Regions from separate parts of the Mus musculus genome. Here region 1 is linked to region 2. Evidence: chromatin loops called from intact Hi-C (ENCODE). Cell type or tissue: heart. All regions are shown on one strand. Each heading gives the region's core, and the rest is flanking DNA. Links, peaks and the distances in the headings are about the cores only.

What was found. A loop is a pair of places that touch in the nucleus more often than their neighbours do. Peaks named below come from ENCODE experiments on the same cell type or tissue, not always from the same donor. Only the 100,000 strongest peaks of a DNase experiment are listed, where the experiment ranks them.
Region 1: a loop joins it to region 2, with 4 times the contacts of the local background. A loop is called at or near these places in 2 of 42 quality-filtered maps.

What each region holds. Positions count from the first base shown.
Region 1 is chr2:92,736,325-92,751,486 of GRCm38, reverse strand. It overlaps Gm13816 (a long non-coding RNA gene), which reads right to left and starts at 9,257. Exons shown (of 2, transcript XR_866546.2): 1 at 8,811-9,257. In heart, for the core only: a CTCF peak has its summit at 8,187 (motif pointing right); DNase peaks (open chromatin) are centred at 3,936, 8,176 and 9,326; H3K27ac peaks cover 1,575 bases.
Region 2 is chr2:92,660,552-92,675,713 of GRCm38, reverse strand. No RefSeq gene overlaps it. Among named protein-coding and RNA genes, the nearest start is that of Chst1, 68 kb to the right of the region's middle. In heart, for the core only: no CTCF peak of the experiment used is centred there; DNase peaks (open chromatin) are centred at 7,763 and 8,353; H3K27me3 peaks cover 448 bases.

The sequences.
Region 1 (15,162 bases), core at 3,448-11,447, 77 kb before region 2:
GACATCCACTTATAACCTCCCTCCCTCCCTCCCTCCCTACTCTGAGCCAAGACCAAACAAACTTCAGCCGTTTGTGGTCAGTATCGGTCCTCACCAAAATGCCAGATGTGTCAGGCAGACTGGAAGCTTCCAGGGACACAGCCAGGCTATGGCTGAGCCCAATCACGAGTCTGGCATGTCGAAGCTTCTGAATATTAAGAGGGGGACAGCCATACAAAAACATTTAGGGCAGGGTTCTTTACCAGAGAAAGGAAGTGGGGTGGAGGGAATGGGGAGGGAAGAAGGGGGCAGAAGAAGTGAGAAAGTTAGTAATGAAGGAAAGAAGGAAGGAGACAAGGGAGGAAGGGAGTGGAGGAGAGGAACTGGGGAGAAAGCACCCACTTGTCCTTCAGGCTGGTTTCCCTCTTCTTTGTAGCTGGTGCATTTAATGCTCTAGTGCCACCCATGCCAGAGTCCTGTGTGTGACAGTAACTCCTCCCAGTCTTTGTCACTCACAGGATGTTACTCAGCGTGACCTCTGATCCTCAGGGCAGGGCACTGTTTTAAGCATATTTGCAGTTGACCCTTCACTCCATCCTCAGCAGAACCAAGTCCACTTCCTGCCAAAATGTGTCACGGATGATAATTAAAGAGGTTGATTTATGGCCCTGGACAATGGCGACTCTCAAACACACAGGCAGGCAAAGGGTGAGCCTTGCTCAATGACTGAGAAGTTCCCATGCCACTAGCTATGCAGGCCATGACAAAGGATGCCGAGGAAGCACCAATGGCAGAGTGTTGGACTCCCCAGCTCCTTTCTGCAAGGCTCCTTTGGAGACAAGACTGGGCCCCCAGCTGCGGAGGGTACAGAAGCCATAGGTCCCTTCAGGGCTCTCTGTCCATTTCCAAGCTTCGCTGAGAGACCTGGCTGCCCAACCAAGTCAGGAGGAGCCATGCATGGGGAGGGGTTTGAGAATGTGCTTAGCTGGTTAAATTCAGAGAAGAGGGGACTGTGATCGAACCCTCCATCCTGGCAGGAAGCTGGAATAAACAGCTTCCCTGGACCTTTGAGAGACGTTTGAGATGTTCTACCTCCACCCTGAGGTCTGGTGTCAGCAGCTGTCTGGGCTCCCTGCAGGCCTCGGGCTCCCAGCCTCCCACTGGGAAGACCAGCAGCTGCCAGGGATCCAGAAGGCGGAGGCTGGAGCTGCCTATGGGAGTTAGAGACTATGCAGAGCACACAGTGACATCCCCAAGGGCATCAAGTGTCATAGGGCTTCCACCTCCAGGCCTAACCTACCTTCCTTCCTTCCTTCCTTCCTTCCTCCCTCCCTCCTTCCTTCCTTCCCTCCCTCCCTCCTTCCCTCCTTCCTTCCTTCCCTCCTTCCTTCCTTCCCTCCCTCCCTCCTTCCCTCCTTCCTTTCCTCCCTCCCGCCCTCCCTCCCTCCTTTCTTCCTTCCTTCCTTCCTTCCTTTGCATCACACATTCTTCCTTTAGGGAGGAGGGAAGCACTGCTTTCAGAGCCCAGGCTACCCTGCCTCCAAGCCTGCTTCTGAGCAGGCCTCACACTCTGTAGCTGAGTTGACCAAGCACATTGTTTGCCTCAGTGTCCTGGCAATCAGAACGGCTTCCACCTGTGTGAATGCACCCGTGGTCTCTGTACACACCAGTGCTGCACAGATTTGCACATCCCTCACTGGCTTGGGAACTGTGACGCCTTCCATTAGCCTCCGGGTGGGCTCTAACGGGCTGGGTCTCTCTGCTAAAGGCACAGCTCCTCCAGGTATCCCTTTCTATGTATCATAGGTCTCTGAAGTTTCTGGCAACTGCTTCTTTCTCTTGGTTTTTCCAAGCTGCGGGTATGTGTCTCCAATTGTTTTAACCACCTGTCTGCAGGTCTGGGGCTGAGGGAGGCAATTTGGATGCAGGAACCAGGTTACAACACTGATCTCTGAACTCAGTGGACCAACCTGGAAGGAGGTTTAAACAAAGGGTAGGAACACTCAGAGATGAGGAACTAAGGGTGAGCTGAGGCGGTGGGCGGTGGGGAAGATGGAGTCCGCCTTCTTCATATCCCTGCCTGGAAATGCTTTTCTAGTGTGAACCTTTGTCAAAGAGTAGGCTGCCAGTATCCAGAGAGAGAGGGCTCCTCTGTCTGTAGACATTTGAGCTACCTGGCGGGGGGGGGGGGGGGGTGTGTGGAGCACCAGAGAGCACATGAAGCTGAATGTGGGGTAGAAGGACAGCCTCTGTCTGGAAACTACTGGGTGACCTTTTTCTTGAAAAGTCTCTCCTTTCCCCAGGGCCTTAGCGGGAGGCCACTGGAGCCTGCATCTGGGAGCGTCACTTGCTCATGTATAGAGATACTTGGAGTGAGGGCCTTGCCTGCCCTGCCTGGAACCCACCTCTAGTACAGCAATCCTGGAGCTAAGGAAGAGCACACACTGACAGAAAGGAGAGGGTCATAGCATACACTGGCACCTGGAGAGAAGGGATCAGAAAGAAGGAAAGGGCTGAGAAGTTTTGATTTTTTTTTTTTTTGCTCTCACTTCTTTATGTTTGTGACAGTTTAATTTATCCCAGGCTAGCCTTGAATTCACCAGATAGCCTAGGATGTCCCTGAACTTCTGATCCTCCTGAATGCAGTGATTATCGCTCCACCTGTCTTTATGAAGTGCAGGGGATCAAAGCCAGGATTCTAGGTACACAGACTTCACTAACTGAGTCACACCAGGCCTAAGAATCTAGTCTTTGGACCAAAGAGGCTTTGCTTAAAAGAAAGATCTTCCAGAGCCCCTCACTCACACCATAGACAGGGAGGGAATCTGAGGCCAGAGAGGAAGTTACTTTGACCTCACAAACTGTACTGGCCCAGCCCAGCTCTGTCTCCTGCCACCACCACCCTCCAGCCCTTACACTGCCCACAGTCACACGCATGCCACCTTTGTCTCCATGTTAGGAACAGCTGGCTGTCCATGGTAAGCTACCGCTTGGGTATGAGGCAACCATTTTCCACAAGGCAGACAACCTCTCTGCTTCTCTTCTTGTGGAGAGGTGTGTTAGCTGCAATGGCAACAGCTGGGTGAGACAGTGCAGCCCTGTCTGCCCACACTCCACAGCTCCAGCCATCCAGAAGAGGGTGGGGAGGGAGGGCAGGCCTGGGCTACCAGCCTCCACAGGAGGAGCCTTACAGAGGCAGGTGCCAAGAGGACTTGGGCTTATCAAATGTCAAGAAATCAACTCCCATGCTCTGATTACCTATAAGAGCTCCTGTCACAACCTGAGACTCTGTCAATCACTGCAGCATTCAAACTCAGGACTGGCAATGGAGACCTGAGTCAGTAATAACTCAAATGGGCCACTTCTATTTGCATATTAAAGCTGGGTTCTTCCTGCTGTGTTCCACTCCTTTGTGGCTCACCAATGCTCACCTTCCTTACGTGGATGGGAAAGAATGAGGCTCCTGCACTTCTGCCAATGGGCTTGGCATTGAGCAGAAGGACAGAACCTGGGAAGGGGTCTATTAGTACGGACAGAGCTGGTCCCGGACACTGTGATGAGAACATATGCTTTCCCGGAGCAGCTGCTGTGCAGGATGATGTCCTCCAACTATCCTTCATCATCCTGTATAGTAAACCCAAGTGTGACCTGCAGCCTCCCACAGAGGTGCAGGCTGAACCTGCCCATGAGCTCAGGGCTGGAGGCACCACGGTCAGTCACCTGAAGGTACAGCAATGTGTGGCTGAATTTCTGGGACTGTGAGTGGCTAATGTGGGGGAAGATTTGTTTTGCAGCATTGCCAGTGGCAATAGCTGACAGCTACACAGGCTCATGGCTGGAGTCAGGGAAGGAGCCTAGATGTTGTTTAGACAGGCAGCCTGCCAGTGTTCCCACATGAAGCCTGTTGGGGAAATGCTTCAGATTCTAAAAGCTTGTGCAAACATGGGGAGGGCCCAGCGCATCTGTGGCACTCACTGCATCTCAGGGATGGAGTTCTTAGCTCTCTCCTCTCCCTAAAGGCCAGAGCTAAATAGAGGCAGAGCTGGGGCTAGACTTTCCTGACTCCTGTTTGTACTTACTTGATCTGGCACCCAAGCCTCAGCCAGTGAGCAATGAGGCCTGTAAGAATTGGAACTGTGCCACCCTCTCCCTACCAGTTCAATATAGTACTTGAAGTCCTAGCCAGAGCAATTAGACAGCAAAAGGAGATCAAAGGAATACAAATTGGAAAGAAATAAGTCAAATTATCACTATTTGCAGATGATATGATAGTATACTTAAGTAACCAAAAAATTCCATCAGAGAACTCCTAAACCTGATGAACAACTTCAGCAAAGTGGCTGGATTTAAAATTAACTCAAACAAATCAGTGGCCTTCCTCTACCCAGAGGATAAACAGGCTGAGAAAGAAATTAGGGAAACAACACCTTTCACAATAGTCACAAATAATATAAAATATCTTGGTGTGACTCTAAGCAAGTGAAAGATCTATATGACAAGAACTTCAAGTCTCTGAAGAAAGAAATCAAAGAAGATCTCAGAAGATGGAGAGATCTCCCATGCTCATGGATTGGTAGGATATAAACTGGCCATCTTGCTGAAAGCAATACAGATTCAATGAAAACCCCATCAAAATTCCAACTCAATTCTTCATAGAGTTAGAAAGAACAATTTCCAAATTCATCTGGAATAACAAAAACAAACAAACAAACAAACAAACAAACAAGCAAAAACCCAGGATAGTGAAAACTATTCTCAACAATAAAAGAACTTCTGGTGGAATCACTATGCCTGATGGTACTGTGGCAGGCAGGTAGATCAATGGAATAGAATTGAAAACCCAGAAATGAACCCACACACCTATGGTCACTTGATCTTTGACAAAGGAACTAAAACAATCTAGAGGAAAAAAGACAACATTTTCAACAAATGGTGCTGGTTCAACTGGCAGTTAGCATGTAGACAAATGCCAATCAATCCGTTCTTATGTCCTTGTACATAGCTCAAGTCCAAGTAGATCAAGGACCTCCACATAAAACTAGATACACTGAAACGAATAGAAAAGAAAGGAAGGAAGAGCCTCGAGCGCATGGGCACAGGGGAAATTTTCCTGATCAGATCACCAATAGCTTATGCTCTAAGATCAAGAATTGACAAATGGGACCTCATAAAATGGCAAAGTTTCTGTAAGGCAAAGGACACTGTCAATAGGGCAAAACAGCAACCAACAGATTGGGAAAAGATCTTTACCAACTCTACAACCGATAGAGGGCTAACATCCAAGATATATATATATATATATATATATATATATATATATATAAAAGTTCAAGAAGTTAGACTCCAGAGAACCAAATAACCCTATTAAAAATAGGGTGCAGAGCTAAACAAAGATTTCTCAACTGAGGAATATCGAATGGCTGAAAAGCACCTAAAGAAATGTTCAACATCCTTAACTATCAGGGAAATGCATATCAAAACAACCCTGATATTCCACCTCACACAAGTCAAAATGGCTAAGATCAAAAACACAGGCGACAGCAGATGCTGGTGAGGATGTGGAGAAAGAGGAACACTCCTCCATTGCTGGTGGTATTTCAAGCTGGTACAACCACTCTGGTAATCAGTTTGGTGGTTCCTCAGAAAATTGGACATAGTATTACCTGAGGGCCCAGATATACCATTCCTGGGCATATACCCAAAAGATGCTCCAACTTGTAATAAGGACACATACTCCACTATGTTCCTCCAATTTATAATAGCCAGAAGCTGGAAAGAACCCAGAAGTCCTTCAACAGAGGAATGAATACAGAAATGTGGTACATTATTTACACAATGGAGTACTACTCAGCTATTAAAAACGATGAATTCATGAATTTCTTAGGCAAATGGATGGAACTAGAAAATATCATCCTGAGTGAAGTGACCTAATCACAAAAGAACACACATGGTATGCACTCACTGATAAGTGAATATTAGCCCAGAAGTGCAGAATACCCAAGATACAATTCACAGACCACCTGAAGCTCAAGAAGAAGGAAGACCACAGTGTTGATACTTTGGTCCTTCTTAGAAAGGGAATCAATGGGAGGTGATACAGACACAAAATTTGGAGCAGAAACTGAAGGAAAGGCCATCCAGTGACTGTCCCACATGGGGATCCATCCCATATACAGTTACCAAACCCAGACACTATTGTGGATGCTAACAAGTGCTTGCTGACAGGAGCCTGATATAGCTGTCTCCTGAGAGGCTCTGCCACTGCCTGACAAATACAGAAGTGGATGCTCACAACCATCCATTGGACTGAGCACAGGGTCCCCAATGGAGGAGTTAGAGCATGGACACAAGGAGCTGAAAGGGTTTGCAGCGCCATAAGAGGAACAGCAATATGAACTAACCAGGACTCCCAGAGCTCCCAGGGACTAAACCACCAATCAAAGAGTACACAAGGAGAGACTCAAGGCTTCAACTGCATATGTAGCAGAGGATGACCTTGTGGGACATCCATGGGAGGAGAGGCCCTTGGTCTTGTGAAGGCTCGATGCCCTAGTGTAGGAGAATGCCAGAAAGGGAAGCAGGAGTGGATGGGCTGGTGAGCAGGGGGAGGGGGATGGAATAGGGGGTTTTCAGAGGGGAAATGAAGGAAGGGAATAGAATTTGAAATGTAAATAAAGAAAATATCTTTTTAAAAGAAGAATTGGAACTGTGACCAAGCTAGGTCTGCCTGGGTCATCATGGGTCTTGGAACAAGTCTGAGATTCCCACTCACTGGAGGTCAATGTTAGAGAGTTCCATGGTCAAAGCATTAATGTGCTTTACAAAACAAAGTAGCAGTGTGTGTGTGTGTGTGTGTGTGTGTGTGTGTGTGTGGCCCAGCCACCAGACCAGGGGTCCAGACAGGAGCTTCAGAGTCAGATAGAATAACATTTCCCAGCCCTGCCCCTTCTTGGCCATGTGTCCTCCTGAAGCCATCCTAACTGTGTCGATGGTAGCTGCTCTGTGCATCTAATGCAACCTCCCACAAAATTCAAGTGCCTTGACCTTCACTGTGCAGGCTATGTAATGGGGGGAGGCTGGAAGTGGCAGGGAAGTAACAGGAGGATCTCTGCGATGTGACAGCCAACATCCTGGCTTAAAAAACCATGGTGACAGCCCCTTTCTCAAGGGAGGAAGACACCTGATGTCCTGGACACCTGATGTCCTCCTCTCGCCTTCAAGTGTAAGTACACAGCTGTGTGCACCTGCACCCCCATGTGAACACACATATACCACACACACAGCTAACTTATTAATTAAAATAAATGAGGAAAATAGCTTGAGACACCAGCGAATGTCTCCCTGGTCCCATAATCCTTCCCTGCTAGTTGGAGCACGCACCTGGCGTTCACTGCTGAGGGCTCAGCTCCCCGCAGCAGCCAGAAAGAAGGCTCTACAGGGATGTTTCCATTTCCTTGTGTTTAGTTTGCTCCCTGGAGATTAGGTAATAATTGCTAATCCTATGGGGAGTATTTGGGGCTTATTGTCAGTTTAGAGCCCTGAGGAAGGCAGCCTCAGCCTCTCTTTTTGTTCTCACATGTGTGTGGAGAGTGGGGTTGACACCACACCCTGGGAAGCCTAGAGACTCTCCAATGAGCTACTACTGTGTCTGAGGGCCTGGGTTAATCTGAGGAGTTGTAAGGAAAGATGAAGAGTTGCCAGCACCGGCAGGAGGGCTGAGGTTAGGTCACTTGTACTTGGGGATTCACTCCAAGTCAGACCCCATTCAGAGGCATATGTGATTGAGTGGGTGGGGATGAGTGGGGATGAGAGGGAGAGGGAGAGAGAGAAGAGAGAGAAAGGAGGGGGACGGGAGGGGAGGGGAGGGGAGGGGAGGGGAGAGAGAGGATGGGCCTAAGAAGAGGGGAAAGGAAATCCCTTCCTACCACCCTCTAAGGTTCAAAACCCATGGAGTAGAAGACAGAAAGATTGTAAGAGCCAGAGGACTGTGGGGCCTGCTGTGAAGGAGCATCTTCCAGCCACGACAGAGCTGCTGGACTCATGCACTCACAGTAGCTGTGATGATTGGCACAAGATCCACACAGGATCAAGCATGGATGGGGAGGGGCTCAGCCCCCACCCCCACCCCGACCCCCACTCCTGACTGGGAGCTACTGTAGGCTGAAGGGTGGGGTGGTGTGGTCACTGGTAGGTTGTCCCTGCTCCAGCAGATGGCCCCACGCCTGTGCGCATACAAGAAGTACTCATTGAACTCATTGAAAAGGAGGAACAACGGTGGGTATAAGGAGAGGGGAAGGGGGGAAGGAAGAGGAAAGGAGGGGAAAGGAAGAAGGAACATGAAGTTAGGAGAAGTGGAGGAACCCTGGAGGAGTTGGAGAGTGGGGACTGAGTGGGGTGTGTGATCTAAATGCATTGATCCATGTATAAAATTACCAAAGCATTTACAAAGCAGAAAAGGGGACTGAGCATGTCAGGGCAGCTCTAGGTCTCCTCCCCCTTCCTCTTCCAGAGTCTCTGGGACTTGTCCTGTAAGGATAGAGAGAGGAAGGAGAGTGTGGTCTCACACCTGGGATGAGCCAGCTCCAAGTCTCCTCCTATGCCTCCTGCTGACAAGTCCCAGGACCTTAAGCAATCTCTCCTCCCTCTTCCCCTCCCCCCTACTCCTCCCTCCATCTCTTCTCCCTCCCTGTCTTCCCTCCATCCCTGATTCCTTCTCTTCCTCCAGGCTCCCCTCCCCTCTCACTTGATTTTCTTTTAGTGAGGAAGGTGGGAGGAGGAGGCAGTGGGACTCACATTCCTTAAGCCCTAGCCACTTAGAGCCCTCTACCCACCTCATCATCCTGGAGAGTGGATGCTGCCTGGGCCCATTTTAAAGAAGCAGAAACTGGGGTCAAAGAAGATGTGGGAGGTCGCCAGCCTCCGAGGGTAGAGGTGCGGTCCCAGTCCAAGTGGGCTTCGGTGCTTTCTCCTTTGGCATTGGAAAATTACCTCTAGAGTTGTAAACACAGGAAACTCCGGGTGTGTGCCGGTGCATGCTCAGAACTGAGTTTTCCTGGGGATTCTACGAACTGTTCCTAAAGAGGTCAGAGATAGCCAGAGAGGCTGCAGCCTGTCCACAGCCACCCACGGTCACCCCAGGACACTGGGCTGCAGCAGTGGCAGGCACAGCAGCAGCCAGGCCTTCCTGCTTCCGGCCTCTGCTTCCTTCCTAGCTCTTCCTCGAGGCCCTGTCCTCCCTGGAGCAGCTCCCACTTTCAGGGACCACACCCTGCAGAAACACTCTGAAACTCCCAAGTGATTCCTGGCCACATTCCTGTGGCTCTTTTCCAGAAGGGCTAGCTTGGCCTGAGGTCATCCACTAGAGCCGGAAGTGCTGCTGAGATCTTTCTCAGTCCAGGAAATGGCTGTGTGGATGGATGGGAGCTGGACTGCAGACAGCACACAGGAGCTCAAATCAGGTCACGTCAGCTGTATGCAGAGACCTCCATCTGATACTTAATCTAGCCTTGCAAGGTTCTTCCATATTATAGGTGAGGAAACTAAGGCACAGAGAGGTTGAGCTACCTCCCGGAGGACACACAGAGAGCTACTGTCCAGAAACTGCAGGTTTTTCTTCTCATCAACACATCTAGAGACTGAACTAGATAATTAATTTATGGGCTCGGGACCTTTTACCAAAATAGCTGGGGTCTTCCTGCCACAGACATCAACAGAAAGCAGGTTGGATTTTCTAGGATCTGGGTTTCCACTCCAGGCTCCATCCTCCCCCCCCCCCCCCAACCATTTCTTCTGTCTCTTCCCTGCTCTGCTTCCAGAGTCCCTGGTCACCTACTTGTACCTCCCTCACAGTACACATAGGTTTAAGTCCCTGCACACTTTCCATGCAATGAATGACCTCAGACAATCACTCATGGAAACTGCTGTAAGGGGCTCTCCCACCAAACTGTGGCCATCTTAATGAAATCAGGCATGCCTACTTCTGAGCCCAATGGAGCTGTGAACTTGGTATTTCTTTCCAGAATGAGGGGCAGGGAAGGTCATTGGACCCTCATCTGAGTATCCAGCCATTAGGATGCAATTTTCTCTAACCTACTCCTGGCAGGTGTCTTAGTTAGGGTTTTACTGCTGTGAGCAGATACCATGACCAAGGCAATTCTTATAACGATGACATGTAATTGGGGCTGGCTTACAGGTTCAGAGGTTCAGTCCATTATCATCAAAGTGGGAACATGGCGGCATCCAGGCAGGCATGGTACAGGAGGAGCTGAGAGTTCTACATCTTTATCTGGAGGCCGCTAGGAGAAATCTGACTTCCAGGCTAGGATGAGAGTCTTAAAGCTCAAACCCACAGTGACACATCTACTCCAACAGGGCCACACCTAATAGTGTCAGTTCCTGGGCCGAGCACAGACAATCTGTCACAGCAGGGGACTTCAGAATGAACTCAAATAATGGCTGGGGAAGAATAAGGGGAGTGGATTCCATTATGTGACTGGGGGAAGCCATCATCCATACAGGGCAAATGAAGACTTTCCAGTGTGGCTGACTTGGGGGTCCTCCTGCTCTTGTCAGAAGCCTTCACCCATGCTCTCTAAGCTCAATAAACTCACTGGTTCCCCGGAGTGAGCTATGATTTGTCACTGGGACCTCAGGAGGAGGGGTGGATAGTGTTTTCATCCACTTCCCAGAGAAGGAATCCTCAGAACAGGAACTGAGCCTCAGTTTCCTCTAATACAAGTGGGGTGACTGTGCTGACTTGAGGGCGAAGCAGGAGGACTGCTGGAGCTCCTGGGCACAGTTCACAGGGTGTGGGCACTGCTGAGTGATTGGTGGCTTTGGTGGTGTGAGGGGTTGAGGCAAGGGTGACTAATGGCCAGGGTGAGGCCAGAGAGGCACCAAGTGGTGGCCACAATCATATCTAGAAGACCCTGAACAACAGGATGGACAACGGACAGCCAGTGCAGCAGGTGTGGCAAGGTACCCCTGGGTGTGTAGGCCATCCTGGATGGCTCCCCAAGAGAAATGTTTTACCGTATGTTGCTTCTTTGAGCTAGGATCTCATTATGCAGTCCAGGCTGACCTTGAACTTAGAGTGGTTGGGGGGGGTGTATATTTATATCCCTACTTTGCAGAGCAGGAAATGGAGACACAGAAAGGGGGAGTCATCTCCCATGGTCATTTCCCAAGGTCAGGTGGCCCAAGGCAACCATGGACACCTTAGAACACAAGCAATAGGCTTCTCCTCCACCCTGTCCACTCAGCTCTCTACACTAGCTGAGAGACTACTAGAGCCAAGTGTCTCCTGACGCCCAGGATGGAGCCAGGCTATAGACAAGTTCCCAAGGGAAGCAGCAAAGTCAAGCTGAATCAACCAGACCCCTTAACCCATTCCAGGATGTACTATCCCTTTCCTGGACCCCTGCCCTGGAGCTACTGGAGAAAGGGCCCGGCTTAAACATAATTTTTAACAATTAAGGTTAACTAAGAGGAATGTACTCCATGAGGAAACGAGAGGGCCATGAGCCCGTGAACTTGCAGAGTTGGGGTTGACTCCAGCTCTTTCTAAAAATAGACCTCAGGACGGGGTTTCTCAGGGTTTATGCAGGAATCAAGTGAGACCTATTGCCCAGTGATATGCCATGGGAGGCCAGGCCTATTCAGGACTCTGGATGCAAGGACCTCTGCCTGGTGACACCGTTCACTAGCCTTCATCCCAAGGGACTTCCAGACCTGTTCATGAGCTGGACCCACATTTTCCAGCCCGGCACCTGGCTGCCTTTCCCGGAAAGGCCTTCCAACAGAAGGTTAATCTGTACACTTCCTGTAGAGAGCCTGTTGAAGACCCAGGCCAGACCTATACTCAGTCTCCCTCTATTTCTTTTGGGGTTTTGTGATCTCTAGGCAGGGGCTTAGGTCTCAGGCCATCTGTAAAGAAGAACAAAGCTGATATGGGGGTGGGATCAATGTGGAGGCTCCTCAAAATGTTTGAAGCAGAGGCTGGGAGACAGCCAGTGGATAAGGACACTTGCTGTGTAAGTCTGAGGATCTCAGCTCAGATGCTGCACAAGTGCCCATGTGAAAACCTAGGCACAGCCAAACGGCCTTGTCTCTGCCCACCCTGGGGAGTATAGAGAAGGGAATTATGTGTGCGATGGGCAAGCAGACAGCTGTATTTGACACATGTGCTAGCTCATGTCATCCTCACATATCCCTGGAGCAGAAGATGCTTCTCGCCACCCAGCACATGGGGAAGTTGGGGCACAGAGCAGAAACAAGACCAAATCCAGTCCTGCCAGTTTGTCACCTGGGCTCGTCCATTTCACCCATTGCCCACGGCTGATAAACTCTCATGATCCCCTGGGCATCTGCCAATGTGGAGAGAGTGGGACCAACCTGGCTTCTTCTATCTCTCTGTCCCAGAAGACAATGTTGCCAAAGCCTAAAAGAAGCCAGAAGCAAGAAAACAGGACTGGAGCTGGGCATGGTGGCACATGCCTTTAATCCCAGCACTTGGGAGGCAGAGGCAGGTGAATTTCTGAGTTCGAGGCCAGCCTGGTCTACAGAGTGAGTTCCAGGACAGCCAGGGCTACACAGAGAAACCCTGTCTCGGAACAAACAAACAAACAAACAAACACAAACAAAAAGAAAAGGAAAGAAAGGAAAAGAAGAGGAGAGGAGAGGAGAGGAGAGAGAGGAGAGGAGAGGAGAGGAGAGGAGAGGAGAGGAGAGGAGAGGAGAGGAGAGGAGAGGAGAGGAGAGGAGAGGAGAAGAAAGGAAGGGAAGGGAAGGGAAGGGAAGGGAAGGGAAGGGAAGGGAAGGGAAGGGAAGGGAAGGGAAGGGAAGGGAAGGGAAGGGAAGGGAAGGGAAGGGAAGAGAAGAGAAGAGAAGAGAAGAGAAGAGAAGAGAAGAGAAGAGAAGAGAAGAGAAGAGAAGAGAAGAGAAGAGAAGAGAAGAGAAGAGAAGAGAAGAGAAGAGAAGAGAAGAGAAAAACAGGACCAAGGGAACCTGCCCCTCCCAGAAGCCTCTGTTGGGGAGGGGGTGGGGCTATCCATTCTCCTGCCTTCCCCTCCTGTGCCTCAACATCCTCATTCCCCAGGAAGCCCTGTTTGTTCTTCTCCAGCCCCTTGGAAGGGAGGATTTGTAGCTTTAATAATGCAGGTTTTCTCCAGTAGCCTCCCTTGCTGCTCGGTCCCCTCCAAAGATCCTCAAAATTAAAACACTAATCAGGAATTTATTTTCTCATCAATCCTGCCCTTCAGGTTATGAGGCCCTGGGTGTTTTTGCAACCTGCTGTCTGGCCTCCGGGAGCTCTTTTTCAGAGTAGGAGCTGGGGACAGGGGACACAGGGATGTGGGTCCTGACAGGATGGAAAGGGTCTCAGGGTCCTGACAGGATGGAAAGGACAGAGTGACAGAGATGGCAGGGGGCAAAGATGGTTTGAGAGGAAGGATAATAAGCAAGCCTGTGCCCAGAGAGAGGTCCAAGAGCCACCTGCTGCAGGGAGGAGACAGAGGGAGGGAGCCTGGAATCAAACACACAAAAAAAACAAAAGAGGAGGGGGTAAGCAGAAAGTCTGCAAGACTAGAGGGGGGCAGAGAAAAATGGCAAGAGAGGGTCAGAGGAGAGACAGAAGAGAGAACAGAGAGGTGGGAGGAACAGTGGGGGGGGGGACACAGCAGCCAGGGGCATGCACCCCTACTAGTCTGCCCTTTGGGAGGGGGATTGCAAACCATGTCTGTTTTCACACAGATGTCTGCTATGTGAAAGCAGGGTGTGCTGATCTGTCTGTGTCTGCATGAGTGAACTGGGCCCAAGCTCCTAAGTGAAGACCCTGGATCTCTCTCTCTCTCTCTCTCTCTCTCTCTCTCTCTCTCTCCTCTTCCTTTCCCTTTACTTCCCTCCCTTCCCACTTCTCCTCCACACCCTTCTTCTTTCTTCAGGAGCCATCTGGAGCTTGCTGGACCCCAGATCCTGCCCTCCTTCCATAGGCAAACCTCTGAGCAGGCAGCACCCCACTATAGCAGCACAAATCACCTGCTTGCTCCAGGTGTCTCCAGCATCTTTAACCGTGCATGGATCTGTCAGGTCACCCTAAGCACTGGGCACAGAATCTGCTTGGTCACCCTTTATACACTCTGATAGCAGGCAAGCTACTTACCCCCTGAAGCCACCAGCCCCCCCAGTTCTTCCTTTGGTTGGCCTCAGTGGGCTTTTCCCACCATGATGGTCAATGGTCCAAACCACTTCAGAAGACCCAAAAGAAATGAAACAAAACCAACCAACCAAACCAATGGAAAATTGGGGATTGCATTCATCTGACAGGAGCACCAAGGGTCTCTCTCTCTCTCTCTCTCTCTCTCTCTCTCTCTCTCTCTCTGCTAAAGTGGAGGATGCTGACCCTGGCATGGGAGAGATTTCTGTAGAGAGCCCTGGGCCAGATTTGCCTCTGGCTTGCCCATCTGGATAACAGAATGAGGTAGCACCCACCCATCTTGGAGTATAAGTGCTCAGGGCTTTGCTCAAGATTGGCATTGCCCACATATCTGAATTTAAGGGGTAATCTCAGTTCCAGAAGGTTTTACACTGGCAGCAGATCCAAGTTCAAGTTCTGCGCAGGCAAGGTCATCACCTAGGATAAAACTTGAGACTTAGGTGGGCAGCTCAGGGGAAGTACTGGCCACAAGAAGATGTTTCACAAAGCTCAATGCAGGACCTGGTGTAAGCTAGTTAAGTGCCATGAAGCAAGAGTCTAGTCAGTGTTACACACAGGGGTGACCTGGAGTCCCAGGGTACTGTTGGAGTTTTCAGGGCAGAAGCCTGGTTCATGGAATCCCAGAGACTAGGCTGGGCCACTCTTCTCTAGCAAGCTAATTAGAGCTGGTAATGGTGAATTCAGAGGGGTTTCTTTAATGTGGCCACACTGGGAAAAGAAGCAGATAATAGGGCCCAGGAATTCCTCCATCCATCCTCAGGTATTGACACAGAACACAAGATTAAGGATATGAGCCTCAGGCCTAATTTGGGTCAGAGAGAGGTATAGGTATTTACACTGTCTGATCAGGGTGTGGGCTGCTGGGTCACTGTCTCAGCCCCTATTTTGCATATGGTCCCAAGAAGTTATCACCACCATTGCTTGAGGAGTCCCTGAGTGTGGTGACTCTCACAGTAGGGCCATCCTGGAAT
Region 2 (15,162 bases), core at 4,499-12,498:
CAATAGAAGGGTCTTACTAGGAGTGAGAGGCCAAGGTGAGGACTTATGTATATCTGTCCTAAAACTGTGCAGGGTGGGTCAAGGAGGAAGGAAGTCTGTTCACAGGGAGACCTCCTGCAGAGACTGGTAGCCTGTCCCTGGAGGATGCTGAGTCCCTGTGTGGGGTAGCTGTGGGCGACAGCAGAGGCGGAAAGAGAGGAGAGGTGTCTGGGAGGCAGATGAGACAGGGCTGGGTGACTGATGGGCCGTGGGAGGTGAGTGACGCTTGGGGACTATGAATAACAGCAGCTTCTGGGAGACTGTGGGGGGCAGCCCCCCTACACAGACAACCCGGATGCCTGGCTCAGAGCAGTGCTGTTAGCAAGCTGTCTTCTCCCTGTGGTGCACCGTGATCCCCAAGCCTTTGCCCACATTGCGTCTTGAACAAAAAGATGCGCTACGTATGGGTCTGCCTCAGCTTAAATAAACTACTAGGAAACCTTTTCCAAAAACTTTCTCCGCTCTGCTTTTAGCACCTGACCCCCAAATATGCTATGCATGCACCCACAATATGTCCCTGTCCCTTTTAATACTTGTCCCCACAAATAGCTTACCAACTGTCCCAGGAAGGGTAAGAGTCACTTACAATACCTGGCAGATAGGATACAACTTAAGGCGATATCACACCTTCAAACATGGAATATGGGAGAAGATGGGACTTCAGTATGGGCTGCCCTAGGGTGAAGGAGCCTGGAACTCATCCCAGAAATGCATGGGCAGTTAGTTCTAAGGACCAGAAGCTCAACCTGTGGCTGCAACTCAATTATTGATAAAGTGCTTCTCTAGCATGCGCAAAGCCTCAGGTCCAACCCGCAGCAGTACTTGAGTGTGGTGTTAGAACATGCATGTGATAAAGTACTGCGGAGGTGGTAGCAGGAAGGTCAGCTGTTCAAGGTCATCCTCTGGGGCAGTTAGTTGAAACCAACAGGAGCTATACAAGACCCTATAAATCAATCAATCAATCAATCAATCAATCAATCAATCTTCAGTTCCTTTAAGGACCTGAAATCCAGAGGGGTTGGTCTGCCAGGCCATTTGGGCTTCTCTGCCCCTGCCCACCTCACCCCATCCCTGCCAGTCCTGCCACCATTGAGGTCTCCAGAGCACTGGCCCATCAGCCATTCTCAGAAAGGGAACAGCTCTAGAGTTTACAGTGCCCACCTCTCCCCTGGGAAAGCTTTTCCAGGGGCCATTGGAGATTCAATTTCCAAACACAAATGAGGTTTGAGGTTAACCGCACCTTCATTTCCACGTGGAAAGTCCTGGAGTGAAGCCTTCCTCCCTTCCTTCCATCCTTTGCTGACAAACCCATCCACTTCCATTCCCAGCAACCCACCCTCCACCACTGTAAGGGGAAAAAGAAATGACATTTTCCCTTTACATTGGAAATACTTAAAAGTCCCAAGAATAGATTTATAGGAATATTTTAACCTTTTCTTTGATCCTTGAAATGTCATTGTTCTGTGGGCTGAATCGCCAAGGGTGACCTTTTCCAGTAACCGCGGGGTGGGGAGCTCCTGCTGGCTCTTTGAAAGGAGCTTCATAGCTCTCCCTGCATTCCACCCCTACCCCAGCCTGAGCCAGTGGAAGGACCAGAGAGGTAACAAGGAGGGCTGGCTCCTCAGCCTGATGCCACCACACATGTGACCTTACCTGCCCCACAGAGCCCAGGCAGTTCCTCCAGCTCTGCATGGGACCAACCACTTGCCCTCCCCACTCTGTGGCCTTGAGACCCACACACGTGGAGATGTGTGGGACTCTTCACAGAATGCACTGGGGGAGGGGGTAAGATCAGACAGTGTGTGTTGTATTTAGTAGTTTCTGTGGAAAATAAAAGACCCTTTGAGTTTTTGCCCAGTGGCTGCCAACAATAAGTACTTATTTTCTGAGTGTATACATGTATGTATGGTGTATGTATTTATTGCATGCACATGAACATATGGTGCTTACAGTAGGATGATGGGTGCCTTCCTCTATACCTCTCTATCTTATGGCCTTGAGAGATAGGGTCTTTCACTGAACTGCAAACTCACCTTTCCCACTAATCTGGCCAACTACCTCTTTTCTGACTGAGCCATGTCTCTAGCTCCCAAACACTTATCTTTGAATGCAGAGGTCTTACAAGTATCTTGTGATCTATGCCAGCTTCTTCCAGGCATCTCTACTTCAGGATACAGACTCTGTACTCATGTGGGGATCCACAAAGGGGCTGACCACCTCATGATGAGGTCGCTGTATTAATCCATACAGCCTCTCCAGGTTTGGGCTCCACACTTGGCCAATATCAATCTCACCTACTTTCGGTTGGCCAAGCCAAGTCACTCGACTTGGATCCTGCAATGGGGCAAGGGTGAAGGCGTGGGCTCAGGGGAGAGGGAAGCAGCTATCTGCTGGGCAGAAATCCAGTCTATCAGAGCTTGTAAAGCCTTGGCACCATGCCTGTCTGTGACAGAACTCCGAATATGAATTCCTTTTCATACAACATTGCAACATTATTATGTTTTACGGCTCAGATTAATTCATTATAATTCACTGTAATAGCATCAGCCTTTTGGCTGATCGCACACGCCTTACTGTCCGGCTCCTGTGGGCCATGAGGTATCACACATGAATCAGCTCTCCCCTGATTCAGAAGCTTAATGCCTTTAAGCTTTTAAACTTTAATTATCTTGATGAAATTGTTTGTGGGGGTGTTTCACACCTTCCTACCTTTTTAACTAGAGCCCGCTGAGTGCCACTGAGCCCTTCACATTGATAGACTGGGGCCTCGGTGATGGGACCTGCCCAGGTTCTCTGCTGGCACACGGAGATGCTAAACCTGGTCTGTGCAGCACTGACTGGCCCAGCAGGGCACTCTTTACATTATGTCTACAACAAGTGGCCAGAGGACATCTGTCCTCTATGGATCTGCTTGTCAGGATCAGAAATGAAGAACCACAGACTCTGGCTAAACCCATTTTGGCCTCCCTAAAATCTGTTCTGATGGTTGCAGGGGTGGATTTTTTTCTAACAGACTATTCTAGTGGGTCTAATCTGAGTGTAGCTTCAGGAGCTCACGGTGCTCAAAGCACTTGAGAAGCAGTTAACCTACTCATCCTTCCCTGTGAGAGAGCCCGGTGGAAGTTTCACAGTAGCTGAGGAACTTCCCTTATCCCAGCCCCTCACCCTGCTTCCTTTTCTTTAGCCTTCATCTGCCCCTTCACACCCTTTCTCCAGAGTCCTTCTCTTTTCTGCCCATTTTGCTCCATCCTGCCTCCTCCTGTTCCCTCCCTCTTCTTTTCTTACTGTGGATAGAAGAGGCGTACCAACATTTAAACACATTCTAAAATAACTGGCTCATTCCTTCTGGTGCTGCTAGGCACCTCCTTCATCTTAAATTGCTTTGGGAACATGGGGGTGGTGGTGGAGCTCAGTTGGTAGAGTGCTTGCCTAGCCTGCAGAGAGTCCTGAGTTCGGTCTCCAGAATCACAGAAACTGGGTGTGGTAGTGCACACCTGTAATCCCAACACTCCAGCGGTGACAACAGGATGATCAGACGTTCAACATCATTCTTAGCCTTATAGCAAATTTGGGGCCAGCCTGAACCACATGAGACCCTACCTTAAAAGTGGAAATAAATTTTTAAAAAATCAAATCACAACTTGCTTCTGAAAACACTTGGGTTCTTGTCAGTCAACCTGTGGCTGTCTACCCCAACCCTTGGAGGTTAATTAAGTAAGCTCAGATGTCTTTCCAAATGTGCTAGGGATCACCTAGCTGTTCTGTGGAGGAGCTACGGCCTTGTGGAGCTGTCCTGGGTGCTGAAATGTTTCTCCTGCTCTGTTCTGCAAGCCATTGAAAGCGGTTGCTTTTCCTGCCCAGTCTTCTGAGCTGTTTAAAGTGGATACCAGAGCTTTTCGTTTCAGTTCTGTAACCTCATTGCTATGCCAGTGACAGATGTCTGTCTGCTTCGCTGGCCAGGATTTTTTTGGAAGGTGTTTAGGCCAAGAACAGTTGTCTATGGAAATAACCTCCAGGCTGTGACAAGCTAGCTCCTGAATTGGTTGCACAGAGACCTACGGCAGGGAGGAACCAAACTGACCAGTACCATGGTCTTACCTATACCCTCCACTTGCTAGATGCAGGATATTGGGATGGGCAATGTCTGTCCTATTCTGGACTCCAAAACCCACTTGGTAATGTGATCTACAAGATGGCAATCAACTCTCACGGGGGCATCTATAATTGTAAGGCCAGTTGGGGGGAGATGATAAAGTGGAGATAATGGTAAAGAGCCCTTTACAAAGAGTCAGGAGCTGTGCTTCATAACCTGCCACCAAAAGTTGTGTCATCTGGTGCCATGCTTTGACCTTCATCCCCAGACCTTCGAGAGGCTGGAAAGTCTAAAATCAAGCAGGCTTGTCTGGTGACACCTGCACTCCTCTTACAAGATGGTGTTTGAGGCTTCATCATTGGAGTGGGGTTACCATCTTGTGCTATCATGAGAAATGCAGAAGAGAAAGAGAACCCTGTGCCTCATGGAGCCTCTTCTAGGAGGAAGACTCCTTACTATATAGCCCAGGCTGGCCTCAAACTTTTGCCAACCCTTCAATCCCAGCTAATTGAGAAGACTGTCATGTTGGCTATTAAGTATCAATACCTGAACTTTGGAGGTGAGACATTTAAACCATAAAGGGATAAAGCAGGAGAAAGGGATCGCTTGCTCTCCTGCCAACTCCCTGCTGCTGCCCAGGGCTTCTGAGACAGGCTCTGCCCCCTTGGAACGAATGGTCCGGGTATAACAGACTAGAAAAGAGAGGAAGGAAAAGTGCCTTTCCCAAGGCAAACAAGCAAATAGCCTTTCCCATGCTTTCCTGACACTGGGAGATTTAAATGCAAAATGTCCCTGACGAACACCTGCATTTGAACATGCTGGCTAGTGGTGCTGTTTGGGGGGACTTGTGGAGCTTTTAGGAGGTGAGAACCTAGCTAAAGGTAGTCGGTGACCAGGAAGCAGGCTTTATAGGTTATGTCTCTGGCATTGTTTCCAGCCTGGATTCTGTTTTGATTCTCCCTCATCTAATCCGTATTCATTTATTCATTCATTTATTTTGAGATAGGATCTCTCAAGGTCCAAGTTGGCTTCGAGTTTATTACATAACAGGAGGAGCTTAGGCTTCTGTTTTTCCTACCCCCACCTCCAGAGTGCAGGAGTGTGCAGGACAGACTGGCCTTTACAGCCAGTTTGTATGTGGTGGTGAGGATCAAGTCCATGCTAAACAAGCACACCACCCACTGAGCCACACCCCTATGCCACCACTGATCACTCTACAGTCAAATTACCAGTATGCCCTCATAATGGCTGACCTCCCCGGAGCAGGGACTCTGTGACAGGCACAATCACATGCTTCTCCTCCCTGAAGCCCAAGGAGGGAAGGACTGATATTAGTGCACGCTAGTGGCTAAGGCTGCTAACTCTGAAGCTGGTACGCAACTAACCACCCCAAGGTCAAGGGCTAAAATTCCATAGCTATATTCTCTCCATGTCTATGGCCCTTGCTCATGCTGGCAGCTATTATGCTGTCCTAACTTTTCCCCTTAAGTATAGTTATATATGTATTTCATGCCTCTCTCTCTCTCTCTCTCTCTCTCTCTCTCTCTCTCTCTCTCTCTCTCTGTGTGTGTGTGTGTGTGTGTGTGTGTGTGTGTGTGTGTGTGTGTGTGTGTGTGTTTGGCGGTCAGAGGGCGACTTGTGATTCTCTCCTTCCACTATTTGGGTCACTGTAGTCTCCCCTCCCCCAGCCTGAAACCTCCCGACAGGAGGCCGAAGACTAGCCTCAGCTTTACAATTTGCATTTGAATAAAGTACCTGGACTTCCCCAAAAGAAGTTCTGCTTTCCTACTTTCTCACTGTCGAGATTTTGTCTTTCAAGCAGGTAAATCAACATTCTCGAGCCGGACCAGCAGATGTGCATCCCCGCCCCCCTAGAGCACACAGGTGGCAGCTGTTATCTCCATTCTCAGGACATTTCCAGCACGTGGCTTTCAGTCTGAGCTAAAAATTAGGTTTACCAAGAGGGCTAGAAAAGTAGCTATTTCTATATTAATAAAGATTGGTTTTTATTTTGATAGACAGGCTTGGTCCCTTAGCTGACCTCTGGCTTTTCACCCTTGCTGTTACTGCAATGTGTCCTTAGCTCCTTAGGCTGTGAAAAAAACAGGGATGAAGAGGAACGACTTCCAGCTCCTATTTTAGCCACAAATCGTGGTGTTACTAATGACATAATTATTGCTGAGGCCTTGCTAAATCTGAGGTTGATAATTCTCCTTTAGGAGCTGCACAGCACTCAGAACTGTACATACTGGTTTGTGATCGTACAAATTCAGTATGGGTATCGCTTGGTGCAGAGAGCTACTGCAGGGGAAGGTCCAGCTTGACCATTTCTGAGTTTCCTGTGAGATAAACCCGGTTTGAAAGAGGTTGGTATCAAATTTTGGCTAAAAACCAAAAATATTTTCGGCTCTGCCTCCCCTCCCCAAAAGATACTGAGAGCCACAGGTGTGGGTCTTAACAGTACCCACGGGAGGAATCGGGTCAATGTCCACCCAAGCCAAGGTTAAAAGCCCACTCATCTATGGATGAGAAAATCATTTGATCACCTCAGTTAAGCGTTGCCGTATTTAACTTAATTAATAGGGGGGGAGAGAGATTGGAGACCGTACTATTGAAAGGGCAAGCCCTTCACTGTCTCCCACCCAAATAAAAAAGCCAATTGGCCTTGTACTACAGAACCCCTTCTCCCTGTTTCCCACCTATCATCCAAAAATGCGGAGGAATATCAACTTAGTGTTATTCTTATTATAGTGTATTTCAAATTTGTTCAGTCAAACTTAGCCAGAGTTCCAACGCCCTACTTAAAATTCAACTAGAAAGTTACCTACCAAGTACTAATTAGCATCATAAAGTCAGAGCCTGCAGCTCCAGGCTTTTCAGTTAGTTGTTTACTAAGATAAGAAAGGACAGTCTTAAGCCAGATACAGTTTACCATAAGAAAAGTTAAAGAATCCCAGGGAAGCAGGTTTTTTCTTTAGCCCTAGATTCCAGGCAGAACTATTGAGCATAGATAATTTTTCCCCTCTCAGGCCAGCTTTTTCTTTTTTTTTAATTTTGTTAATAAAAGGGAGGAAATGTAGTCTCCCCTCCCCCAGCCTGAAACCTGCTTGCTCAGGGGTGGAGCTTCCTGCTCATTCGTTCTGCCACGCCCACTGCTGGAACCTGCGGAGCCACACACGTGCACCTTTCTACTGGACCAGAGATTATTCGGCGGGAATCGGGTACCCTCCCCCTTCCTTCATAACTAGTGTCGCAACAATAAAATTTGAGCTTTGATCAGAATAACTGTCTTGGCTACATTTCTTTCTCTCGCCACCTAGCCCCTCTTCTCTTCCAGGTTTCCAAAATGCCTTTCCAGGCTAGAACCCAGGTTGTGGTCTGCTGGCCAGACACAACAGGTCACAGGGACCAAATTCAGATCATCAGGCTTGATGACAAGTGTCTTTACCAGCTGAGCCATCTCTCCTTCCCTGGCATTCTTTTAACAAGGACTAGAAGGCAGCGAGAGGCAGCTCTGCCTTCCTCTTGGCACTGGCTTCAGGTCATTCCAGGCAGCCCTAGGGCACCAGGACAGCACCAAGTTGCACATGGGGCAGGAGAGCAGCTATGGCCAGGCTGCCCGTGGAGTCCTGGAGCTCTGCCCGAGCATTAACAGCCATGCTGAGTGCATGCACCCCTCCAGTGAAGCAGCCTACCAGGGGCTTCCAGGACTCAGGCTGGAGAGCTCCGGGCAGATTTATCCTCCCAGAGGTCAGACAGCAGCTGTATTTCACCACAGGGCCGGCGAAGGCCCTCAGAGCCCAGAATTATGTTTCTATCAAATATCCATTTGTATGGTTTATGGGCTCCTGATGACCTGAAGCCACTGGATCTTGCCAGACACAAGCTCTCATGCCCGTGTGTTCTTGTACTCTCTGTGGACGGTCCACTGCATGTAGGAAAAAGATGGGGATACCCTGTGTCCTCATTTAGATCTGTTCCCTCACTAGGTCACTCCAGTATGCCAAGATTAGAAGCAACAAGGTCAAAAACTTTCAGTGACTTCCCCAAAGCTGAGCAGACCCTACAGATGTCACCCAGGGGTGCTGATTGTCATGCTGCAGCCTTCCCTGAAGGACTGTCCTTGACTGACTGCAGATGCTGCATTCAGAGGCCATAGGAGGTCACCCCAGACTCAAGGCAGCCAGGGCCCTGTGACTAAGCAAGGATGTTATCACAGTTCCTGCCTTAACTGTCTGCAGAGCAGGCCAAGGCCCAGCTGCTGCTGTTAAGCTCACACCACTCCCTGCCTGCTGTTCCCCTGTCCTGCACCCCTTCCCTGAGCACCCCCTCCCAGTCCCAACAAAACAACCATCTCAGCTCAGCTTCTCGGAAACCCAACCCAGACCATAGAACCCCTGGTTTTTTTCATTCCTGCTGGCCAGTTTTCTGAAATGCTTCTGGCAGGAATGTTAGGGGACAGTTACCTCTTAGACCCTGGGGGACACTTCCTCAGCAATGTCAGGGGAGGCCGGATAGCAGTTTCTACCTTTGCTGTCACCGGTCATTACTGGGTGTCCCCCAACAGGACTGCAATGCCTGTGGATTGGTAAAGGGCATGGAGATAAACCACTCTAGAGACAGCTTCAGGGGACAGCATCTGCTTTATTGTACACGAGCAACTACTTACATTGTGGAAGCCTACTGTCTGTGATTGGTCAGCACATTACCTTCCACTGGATGGAGAACGCCAGGGTCGCTATGCAAAATAACATAGAGAATGGAGACCCATTCACAGGCCAGCTACTGGCTACTCATGCTACTTCAGCATCCAGTGCTCTGACTTCTGGGACTACTCAGGAGCATGGTGTGCCATGCTTCTTCCTTATATGTGCAGTGCTCCAAGTAGGCTGACTGTGGGGCATGTCTGCATTTTCTTCCCTACGTACCTTGTTACCCATATGAGCAGGAAGTGACTTGTCTACAACCAAAGATGGTTGGGAAGCTCAGTCATGAGGCACAGGCCTGACTCCTAATCCCAGGTTCTGTTTGGTACATTCAGTTTGTCCTCACAGGAGCCTGGGTAGCCCAAGGAGTGACAAGATGTAAGAGTGCCTTGCCTTTGGCAACCTCCCAGGATCTTCTGCCAGAGCTCACAGACCCTCCTCCAGGTATACAACTCAGACTCCTGCTCTTTTGGGCCACCCTAGTCCCTCTGGGGTTTCTTCTTCTCCCTCTTTACCTCCCCACTATGGCTGTAAGCATTCCTGAAGTCCAGAGCCACAGATCACTACTGATGTCCACACAGTGACACTTTCCTTAGCAAAGAAAACTCTGAGCTTTCAAGGACACAGGTGGGAAAGAGTCCCCTCCAAGCTTGACTGCGTCCTGTGTGGATGCCTCGCTCTGATTAATGTCACCTCACTTTCTTAACCTCCAAAGACACTCATGGATCAGTACACTTTGGCCTACCATGGGAGGGTGAAGGGACTTCCCATCTGCCCTTCTGCCCCCAGGGTACCTGGGAGCTGGGGCTTCAGTGCTTAAGGTCAGCAAGGGCACCTGGGAAACCAGCACAGAGAATGTGGATCTTCAAGTGGGGTGTGTGTGTGTGTGTGTGTGTGAGAGAGAGAGAGAGAGAGAGAGAGAGAGAGAGAGAGAGACACAGACAGACAGACAGACAGACAGACAGAGTGTATGTGTGTATATGAGAGTGTGTGTGAGAGAAAGAGAGTCTGTGTGTAAGAGAGAGAGCATATGTGTGTGAGAGAGGGGTGTGTGTGACAGAATTATGTATGAGTATGTGTAAGAGACAAAGAGTGTGTGTGAAAGGAAGAGTGTGTGTGTAAGAGAGAGTGTGTATGAGAGTGTGTCTGTGTGTCTGTATGTGTGTGACAGTGTATGTCTGTTTGTCTGTTTGTGAAAGTGTGTATGTGAGAAATAGCCTGTGTGTGAGAGTATATGTATGTGTGTGAGAGACAATGTATGTATCTAAGAGACAGAGTAGATGTGTTTGAGAAAGAGTCTGTGTGTAAGAAAGATTGTGTGTATGTGTGAGAGTGTGTGTGACAGAATTATATGTGTGTGTAAGAGAGAATATATGTGTGAGAATGAGTCTGTGTAAGAGTGTATATTAGAGAGTGTATATGTGTGTGTGACAGAGTGTATGTGTGAGAGAGAAGATATGTATGACAGAATTGTGTGTGTGTGTGAGAGAGAGAGAGAAAGAGAGAGTGAGAGGGAGAGAGAGAGAGAGAGAGAGAGAGATCCCATGTGTACCCACATGGGTTTAGGTATGTGTTTAAGCCAGAGGTTGACGGCAGGTGTCTTCCTCGCTTGCTCTGATATTTTTGACAGGATCTCTCTGCACTTGGTCCTCACCAGTTCAGCAACACTGGCTATCCACTCCCCAGCACTTTGGTTCCAAAATCACACCACCTTACATATCTTCTGCATGGGTTCTGGGAATTCAACCTCAGATCTGGCTTGTATGGCAGGTACTTATCGACTGAGCCAGTTCCTCAGGCCCCACAGTGGCTTCTGACTGTTCTCGGGCACCACAGGGCACCATCTGAGCTCTGAGTCAGCGCACCAACCACCTGTCTACTTACCTAGGGTGTTTCTTTACAGTGACTTAAAAAAACAGAACAAAACATAGGTGTGCTGGCTTTCTGTGGAGATTGGTTTGGTTTCTGAGGGTTTGAAGGCAAACAGCAGACTGTCCAGCTTTGGGGCGGGGGTGGGGGGTGGGGTGGGGTGGGAGGAGGAGTGGGGGTGGGAGGTGGATGGGGTGGTGTTTGTTCTGTTTTGTTTGTTTTTAGTTAGTTTGATTGGTTTGGTGTCTGATACAGGGTCCCATTGTGTTCCCTGCTCTGGCCTTCAAGAATTCCTTCCACCTCAACCTCCTCTGTAGCCAAGACTAAGGATGTAAATTCTTCTGATACCTGTGGGGGTGAGGGTGGGGGCTGGGGGTGGCAGGAGGATGGAAGCCAGAGCCTCCTGCATTCCCGCAAGACTTATACCACTCAGCTATGCCTTCAGCCCTTCATCTGTTGATTTAGAAAGGAGATTTTCTGTTTCCCATGTTTGAAAACCAGAATGGCAGGCACACTCTCTGCTCCCTTCATTAAAGCCAGAGCCAGGGTAGAGTGGAGTGATATTAAAGACACCAGGACCTCCTGCAGAGCCTTTCTCCTGCCAGGTCCAAAGCTGGAACCTGTTTCTAAAGAAAGACCCTTCTGCAGGATTCTGGCACCTAGTGACCCATGCGTTGGAAAACACTGACCCCAACACCAAAGCAGCCACAGGTCTGCATCGAACTCACCTCAGCGTCAGCTCACTGACTTTGCTGCTTCTCCTCCATGAAGGGCATCCATAGGCCACATTAAGCCCCAGCCCTGCAGGTGCACCGAAATGCATGTAGGGAGCGGCAGCAGCAAGAGAAGAGAGAGGCTTTGGGGCATTGTGGGTGTCTGACTTGTGTTTTCCTTTTTTAGCAAGTGAAATTGGCTTTCTTCTGCTTGAATGACAAGATCAGACCCTCAGTTCCTATTGTGGAAAAGTCCAGGCTTTATTGTAAAAACAATCATGCTAAGTTTAAAGCAGGGATTAAAATCAAGGCATATTCAGCCTGCTCCTTAATAAGCAATCTTTCTCTGCCCGTGGGAAAAGAATCTATTCCTGCCTGCTGGACTTCCCTGGCAGAGAGAGAGGTGCTCAGCCAGGCCATGAGGCCTCGGAGCCTCGGGACCTGCAGTTCCCTGAGGCCAGCAACATAGAGTACACCGTGGTGACAAACAGAGAAAGAAGACACATGACTGACACATGATCCTTATTGGGGTGTGTGTATGTGGCATGTGTCTTCCTCGATCACTCCCTATCTTATTGGAGGATGCAATGGGATCTCTCTCTGATCCTACAACTTCTTGACTCCTTGATTCTTTGACCTGGCTTTATCTGCTAGCCAGCGAACCTGAGGAATCCTCCTGGCTCCCCACCCTGCCCTGGAAACACAGATGTGCTCTGAGCAGCTGTGCTTTACTGGAATGGAGAGTTTTACTTATAAATCAGCCTATCAATGATTGTAAAGTGAATATTTTAACTTAACTCTTTGACAATTTCCTACACATACACTCCTGCCCTGACTGGGAATAAAAATGACTTCTAAAGGACACATCTTCTAGGGTGGGATTCTGGCACCTTCCATGGCCTTACAACCTGTGCTTTGCACGGTGCTGACCCGGAGGAAGCAGCCATGAGACTGGGTCAGTACTCACTTCTGCCCTCATATCCATCTTAATCATAGCCATCTCCCAGTCCTCCTGCCCTCTTCCCCTGAGCCCTGCCCCCACCACGTGCCCTTTCCACCTTCGTATGCTCTTTCTTTTCTTTTCAATAACTCACTGAGTCTAAGAAGCACTCCCTGCATGCACATAACCATGGGACTGTGCACAGGCGGGTGGATAGCTTAGTTGGACCCACACCACAAAAGAGGATTTACTCTCTCTCCCCAAGAAGCCATTGACTAGGAGCCCTCACAGCTTTTCAGCTAGGGGTGGGGCCTCCAGAACTGGTCCTTCATCTATGCTGGAATTCTGGCTGGCTTGATCTTATACAAGTCTTGCACACATAACCTTAGCTGCTGTGCATTCACGCGTGCAACACCCGTGATATGGCCAGAAGACAGCAGTTCACAGCACTTCTTCAACTCTTCTAGCTCTTAATTTTTTTCTCTCTTGCATCATACTCCCACAGGCTGGAGCAGAGATGTTGATGTAGATATGTCATTTAGGGCTTCACGCTCAATAGTCACTCACTCTCAGCTCTGTGAACACTTCTGAGTCTCAGCATTAACTGCTGCTCACTGTAGAGAGACGTTTCTCTGACCCAAGTTGTAATGATGGACTGGATCAAGAAGACAAGTAAAGAAGGTGCTGCAGGCCAACCCACAGAGTAAAGTTGATTTCTACCAGCCTGCACTGGACAGAAACACCACAAGTAAACACACGGGGGCAGGAGGGACAGCCCCACCCTAGAGAGGTCTAAGTGAAAAAATGAAGAAGGAAGCCACCACCACCACAGATCAGAACCCTCATAGAGACTAAAATTCGTGATGGTTACTTAGCAGAGGCAGAAGGACACAGTGTCCCCTTGAGTACTGAGCAATTAGAAAAGGGAAAATCCTGTGTACAGTGAGTCTCTGAGCAGAGCCAAGAGAGGAAAAATAACATGGCTAGCCTCAGATGCCTCTCCATCCTCATGTCCCTCTGAGATGAGCCACATCCGACATTCTGTCCGTCCCAACATGGCATGACTTTAGTGGGGTCAGGAGAGCACTCACCAAACCAAAGCAGACTAGTCTGTGAAAATTCTGTCCAGGGACATTTAAGAGTGAGGGCTCAGCGACAGAGGGCTCAAGGTATGTCTCAGTGGCTAAAGTGAGTCCCGTGCAAGTGTGAGGACCTGAGTTCAGATCGCAAAGCCCGCATAAAGCAGAATGTGGGCACACATGGCTGCAATCCCAGTGCACGCACACAAATGTAGTCATGTTTTCCTTTAAGTATCAGATATGATCACAAGAAAATAACCAAGAAGGCCTGAGGCTCTGTACAGAATGGAAGGGAGCAGAGAGGACCCATGACTGATGCGGTGCAGTGTCCTTGGATGGGTCCCCAAACAGAAGAAGGACAGGAGACAGAAAACTGAGAATGCCTCAGTGAGTTTTGACGTTTGGTCAATCCCCTCCTAACATGCTCAACTTCTAGTGTTGGTATGTGGTTTTTTTTGTTGTTGTTGTTGTTCGGTTTGTTTGTTTTGTGGGGTTTTTGTCCTGTTTACTGAGAGTCGAACTCCAGGGGAAACTAGTGGGAGGGGGACTCATGTGAGAAACTTGTTGGATCCATTTTACCACATTTGTTAAATATAAAATCAACTCGAGAAAAGTTCAATGCTGGCATAGGCTAAATAATGACCCCTAAAGATATCAGTCCCTAGTTCTTGGAACCTAAGGATGTTGCCCGCTTCTGAGGCACACAGCAAGAACTTACATCCCTGATGAGTGGGAATCTCGAGATGAGGACATTATCCTCCATCACCTAGGTGGTGGTAAATACCATCCCACGGATCTCACGAGTAAAACACAGAGAGAAATGCCCCAGAGGGGCAGGAGGTAATGTGACCAACAAAGCATAGGCACACAGCTGTCAGCCTCCAGGCCGGAGCAAGGGAGCAGCATCCTCCCCTGAGTCCCCATGTGAGCCCCTCAAGGCCCTGCCCCTGAGGACCTCCAACCACCAGGCTCCACCCACTCTGCCCTTCAGAGTAAAGAGCCCCAGCTCAGAACTTGAAATCCCACTGATCGCCACCCTGGAAAGCTACACACACACACACACACACACACACGCACACACGCACACACACACACACACACGCACACACACACACACACACACGCACACACGCACACACACACACGCACACACACACGCACACACGCACACACACGCACACACACACACACGCACACACGCACACACGCACACACGCACACACGCACACACACGCACACACACACCACACACACGCACACACACGCACACACACACGCACACACGCACACACACACACACACACACACACGCACACACACGCACACACACGCACACACACACACACGCACACACGCACACACACACACACACACGCACACGCACACACACGCACACACACACACGCACACACGCACACACACACGCACACACACGCACACACACACACATGCACACACACACGCACACACACGCACACACACGCACACACACGCACACACACGCACACACACACGCACACACGCACACACACCTCTATATAATCCCTCTCTTCTGCTCAGCTCTCTGCTGCTTCTCTCCTGAGCAGAGGCAGCTATGCTCCTGGGTGTTTTTTCCTCCTGATAAATCTCTGTGTGCGGTTTGTTGTGCGGTATGACTTTGGTATTTCCTGGCTCTTAACTGCCAGAATAGCTTTCCCTTCATACCTGTAACACTTGTACTGCG